Regions from separate parts of the Homo sapiens genome. Here region 1 is linked to region 2. Evidence: chromatin contacts called from ENCODE Hi-C data. All regions are on one chromosome and are shown on one strand. Each heading gives the region's core, a stretch centred on a gene start or an enhancer-like site at or near the end of the contact. The rest is flanking DNA. Distances are from core to core; before and after follow the strand shown. Region 1 holds the start of RTN4 (reticulon 4). Region 2 holds the start of CHAC2 (ChaC glutathione specific gamma-glutamylcyclotransferase 2).

What was found. Hi-C counts contacts between places; a loop is a spot of excess contacts on that map. Pooled maps may share reads with other maps.
Region 1: a loop to region 2 is called in a map of CD8-positive, alpha-beta T cell, with 3 times the contacts of the local background. The contact joins the promoter of RTN4 here to the promoter of CHAC2 in region 2. A Hi-C loop is called at or near these places in 2 of 168 maps with a recorded cell type or tissue (CD8-positive, alpha-beta T cell and naive thymus-derived CD4-positive, alpha-beta T cell), 2 of 37 single-sample maps with no recorded cell type and 12 of 50 pooled maps.

What each region holds. Positions count from the first base shown.
Region 1 is chr2:55,049,101-55,051,800 of GRCh38, reverse strand. RTN4 (reticulon 4) reads left to right here and starts at 1,350. Exons shown (of 9, transcript NM_020532.5): 1 at 1,350-2,056. The coding sequence starts at 1,501. RefSeq lists enhancers at 1,520-1,569, 1,532-2,344 and silencers at 1,710-1,769, 1,910-2,029.
Region 2 is chr2:53,766,391-53,769,090 of GRCh38, reverse strand. It overlaps CHAC2 (ChaC glutathione specific gamma-glutamylcyclotransferase 2), which reads right to left and starts at 1,287. Exons shown (of 3, transcript NM_001008708.4): 1 at 1,070-1,287. The coding sequence starts at 1,204. The region is part of intron 1 of ASB3 (ankyrin repeat and SOCS box containing 3); the gene reads left to right. All of the region lies in intron 1 of GPR75-ASB3 (GPR75-ASB3 readthrough), which reads left to right. RefSeq lists enhancers at 756-945, 966-1,315.

The sequences.
Region 1 (2,700 bases), core at 101-2,600, 1.3 Mb before region 2:
CAGTCAACAGGAAAGCTGAGATATTTTACATTTCGGAGGTACTAATTCTTGAAATCCAGTGCGCATTTTACACTTACAGCACATCTAATTTCAGCCTAGCTACATACATTCCGAGTGTTCAATCAGTAGCCACAAGTAGCCAGTACCTGTCAGGTACAGCACAGATTTAGACTTTGAGCAACTTGAAAGCAGGTTATCCTCTTCTCTCCAGGGCCTCCAGAGTAGGCATGCAGTGAATATTTTTGAAAGGTAAATCAGAAAGATAAAAGGATCCTGATTCTTACAAAGATGTTCTGCAACTACTCTCTTTAAACTCTCCAGCCTCATAAAAAGTGGAATGGGGATCATGCTTATTCCTGCATATCAAACCAATGACTATGGGGCTTCCTGACTCCCAGAAAGCCTGAATCATCCGAAATGTTGACTCATGAACCTAAGGTGACTGAAATGTAACGTGAACCAAATTAGCTTTCCAAGGCATCTTTGTATTTCCACTTTCCTGTCTCCCCGCTGCCTCTCTCTTTGGGTGACTCACTCTCTTACCATGTAAGAGTCCAGCAGGCAAGGCCCCAAACTCTCTTTGGAAGAAGAGCAGACTTTCAAATGGTCGGCCCCAGATCCCTAGTTAATTCAGCACAGCTGTTTTCCTCCCAATTTCGGGGGCTGCGGTTTAGACTGAGTGAGCCTAACTGTCAAAAAACAATTTTTTTCTTATTTTAGGGTGGTAGTAGTAGTGATGTAGTTTGGAACTTTGAGTGAACAAATAATCTTTTATTTCAAAAATCTTTAAAAATCCTTAGGGCCCACTTCCCAGTCCCGCTAATACCTTTCTCCAGTCGGGTTTCTTCCTTTCCCGGGAGGAAAGTTTCCACTCTCAGTTCCCCCAGGATAACGCCCTTCCGGTGGCGCGCCAGAAACCGCGCCGACCCCTCCCAGCCAGCAGCCCGCCCCCTTTCCCAGTGCTCTAACGACATACGGACGCCAGCTGCGGGCAAGGCCAAGACCCCACCCCAACTCACGGTTACCCAAAGTGGGGGTGGAGCTCCCAGCTCTCAGCCCCGCCCATTGAACGCAATCCCAGCCGGTAAGAGAGAGGAAGTGCCGTAGTCCCCACCCACTTTCATCTCCTTCCCTTTCTGTTGGCCCGGCTGGTCGCCTATCTTCTCGATCCTGTAGCCGATTGGCTCTCTCCCTCCCGCGCCAGTCCCTGCCCTCCCCTGGGGAGGGTGAGTCACGCCAAACTGGGCGGAGAGTCCGCTGGCCTCACTCCTAGCTCATCTGGGCGGCGGCGGCAAGTGGGGACAGGGCGGGTGGCGCATCACCGGCGCGGAGGCAGGAGGAGCAGTCTCATTGTTCCGGGAGCCGTCACCACAGTAGGTCCCTCGGCTCAGTCGGCCCAGCCCCTCTCAGTCCTCCCCAACCCCCACAACCGCCCGCGGCTCTGAGACGCGGCCCCGGCGGCGGCGGCAGCAGCTGCAGCATCATCTCCACCCTCCAGCCATGGAAGACCTGGACCAGTCTCCTCTGGTCTCGTCCTCGGACAGCCCACCCCGGCCGCAGCCCGCGTTCAAGTACCAGTTCGTGAGGGAGCCCGAGGACGAGGAGGAAGAAGAGGAGGAGGAAGAGGAGGACGAGGACGAAGACCTGGAGGAGCTGGAGGTGCTGGAGAGGAAGCCCGCCGCCGGGCTGTCCGCGGCCCCAGTGCCCACCGCCCCTGCCGCCGGCGCGCCCCTGATGGACTTCGGAAATGACTTCGTGCCGCCGGCGCCCCGGGGACCCCTGCCGGCCGCTCCCCCCGTCGCCCCGGAGCGGCAGCCGTCTTGGGACCCGAGCCCGGTGTCGTCGACCGTGCCCGCGCCATCCCCGCTGTCTGCTGCCGCAGTCTCGCCCTCCAAGCTCCCTGAGGACGACGAGCCTCCGGCCCGGCCTCCCCCTCCTCCCCCGGCCAGCGTGAGCCCCCAGGCAGAGCCCGTGTGGACCCCGCCAGCCCCGGCTCCCGCCGCGCCCCCCTCCACCCCGGCCGCGCCCAAGCGCAGGGGCTCCTCGGGCTCAGTGGGTGAGTGCCGCGACCTCTCGCTTCGCGCCGCCCCTCGCGCCCCTCCCTCTTTTGTGTGCAGCCCCAGATGCTTTGGGCTGGTCCCTCCTCTCCGCCCCGAGGGCGCTTTGTCTGCGGACTTCGGGGCGATGGCGCCCCGTCTGGTTGGAAGCGCGGGGAGAAGGGTGGGGCGGCCCTTGGAGCCCGGGTTTGTTCTTATTGTCCGTCTTGGTTTCGGGGAACACGTGCACCGCTCCCGGCTCCCACTTTCACCCTGTGTGATGCCCAGCGTACGGATTCTCGGAAGTTAGGCACCCACCCGTAGTAGGAGCCGGGTATATACCCGAGAGCCAGGGTTGTGGATTTATCGGGTTGGTTGGGCTTCGAGGTGAGGAAGGAAAGGCCTTGGCACCCAGATATTTTTAGGAGGTGCTTTTGTCTACCCGTCTGGGTTGCTCCTTTGGAAAAGGTGCAGTTTTGCTGCGGGTCTGTTGGCCTGCATTCTGCCCCGGGCTCCCTCCTCACCTCCTGGCTGGCGTGGGTGGCCCCTTTGCGCTTCCCCTCCCCCTCCTCCTGTGCTCGTGGGGAGCTGGCCGAGTGGAAAACGTCCACATTGACCCAACCGCAGTGAAGGGAGAGCGCCTCCAGTGGTGTGGTGCGTGGAG
Region 2 (2,700 bases), core at 38-2,537:
CCTTTTCAGGTCACTGTGTCCAACATCCCAATAGGCCAGTATAGTCTACTTAAAAGCCAAGTTCTTAACTGACCAACTCTAGTTGAGATAGAATGGTTTCTAATTCAGGTTCTTTTCGTGATTTTAATCCCATGTCTCTCTTATGAGCAGGTGCAAACTACTTTAGCGCCTTGATCTTTTCCACTTTCCATTGACCAATTTCCAAATTATTAGTTACCTCAATCTTAGTTTTCTTTATGGATTAGTTGTTTTGTAGCCAGTACAAAGCTGATTTGCATAAGCAGTGAGCTGCTGCTAATTCTCTATACATATATTGAGATTAATGTCTTTGTAGGACTGACTGAAAAGTGAATCAATGAACTTACATTTCATATTATAATTATGAGAACCATCAAGAAAGTAACATTAAAATAATGCTGGATATAGTAATGAGTTTGGTACTATGTTATTCATATAACCAGAACTTCATTTAACTTCACTAGTACTGAAAACCAAAGTGAGTTCCTTAATAACCAGCGAAAATTTTGGAAACTCATTCTGCAATCCTGTGTGTCAGAAAATAAAACTTTTGAAAGATGTAAAGAAATCCTAGAAGTAACATGCACGTTTAATCGCAAGCTCATGAAAGTCGGCTAGAATGCAGAAATGCCAACAAATTTAATTGCTAAAAAGCTGAATTTGCAACTTGATTTACTATTTCAACTCTGTGGTGACATGAGCATTCATCTTCCCGCCAATGGGACTTTTTTTCTTTTGGCAGAGGTTGCAGAGAGATGGAGTCCCCATCTCCGCACTCAGCCTGGTGCGAGCTCGTGCGCCTGTGCCCGCGCTTCTCGCCGTCTCTAGAGACTAACCACCGGCATCTTAAGCAGCTTCGGAAGGAGTGCCCGGGCTGGGTTAGAGATGGCGGGCAGGTGGCAGGGAAAATCTACAGAAATGTTACCCCAAGCCATGTGCTTTGGCCCCATGAAGCGCTAAGGTGTGGTTCTCTAGGGTGTGGGTGCTGTGTGTGGAGTTGGGGAGCAGGGGTCAGGGGGCAGTAAGTGTGGGGAGCTGACCGGCGCCTCACCTTGCCGGGGACCCCGCGGTGGTCCGTGCTGCCCTGCCAGAAGCGCCTGCTGTAGTTGGTGATGTATCCGACCAGCTTGTCCTGATAGGGGAAATCCACCTTCCAGATCAGGGACCCGTAACCAAAAACCCACATCTTCTCGCGGCTCCTCTGCCCCAGTGGCCGTGAACCCTAGCTGTCGCCGCGCCGCCGGGGACTGAAGCCTCCGGTAAGCGAGTAACCGGCCGCGCGGGGCGCAGGCGCGATGGCCACTTGGGGCGCAAAGCGCACTGGGAGTTTAGATCCAGAAAGATTTTCCGAGCGGATCTCAGTCAGCTTTATTTTATTTCCTTGATTAGGGTGTCAAGAGGCATTGACCTTCGGTGTAGTAAGCAATGGATTCTTTTGCAGCATCCGTAAATCACCCTAACCTACCTTTAGTGCCCGTGTGCAGAAAACTACAATACCCACAATGCTTTTTGGAGCTATTTGGCTCTGAAATTGGAACTGGGCTTATTTCTAACGGGGCCGAGGAAGGAGAAAAGAGCAGGAGTCGTCACTCGTGTCCAGATACGGAGGCGGTGTACCAGCACCGCAGGTAGCAAAGCACCTAGAAACACGTTTTGTTCTGCTTTGGAAATTAGATTTTTGCCTATATAACAGCAGCCAGAGGAATGTAATTCATATTTGATTTTATGTCCTGAAAAAAAAGTCTTTTGCCTTTCAAATAAAAGCAGAAAGTTTACAATAGAAGTTTACGCTTGTGAAAGAGTAGCTGTCATTTCAATGGGAATTGTTTATATATTTAAATTTTACACAAATTTATTCATCTTTAGTATTATCATTGGCTTGTTCACAAAAGAGCAGGCAAATGTTCTTAACTTGGGGCCCCTGTAAAGGCTTTGGAAACGAGCTGGGGAACCTGAATTTGTATACAAAATTTGGGGTGTACACTTTTCTAGGGGGAAACTACAGCTTTCATGAGTTTCTCCAAGGGGTCAAGGATCCTAAAATTTTTTGAAGATCTGCTCATTAGAGCTCTTGCTGCAAAATATTGTTTAGGAAATTCGCTTGGACTATCATGGCTGTGTCTCTGTGTGTGAAAACAGAAACCTTACCAAGTGATTGTTCTTTCTTGAAGATTTTTATACCATGATCTTGAATGCTAAAACACTCAGATTCAAGGGGTATTATTTGTTTTCTTATAAAGAAATCAGCAGGAAGCTGCTACCAGACAAACAAACAAAAAAAAAAGCAAGTCTTTTCCTATTTTCTCTAAGTTGTGGTTTCAAATTGCCTGATATGGTTGCTAACCCTTCTTTTTTGAAAAATTTTGAATACACAGAAAACTCAGATAAAAAGAGTGTAATGACCAATACCTTTCATCTAGATCCAGTAATTACCATTTTGCACAGTTGCTGTACTTCCTTTTTACTTTATTTATACTTTTAAATGGAGAACATTTGAAGTTGCTTGTGTTATGACATTTTACTGCCACATACTCTACATGTGTCTCATAAGAATAAGGACATTCATCCTAGAACAAGTTCCCTAAAAAAAAAGAATAAGGGCATTCTCCTAATAACTGTGATGCCATTATCACATCTGAGAAAATTAACAATAGTTATGTAATCAAATAAGTATTCCATATC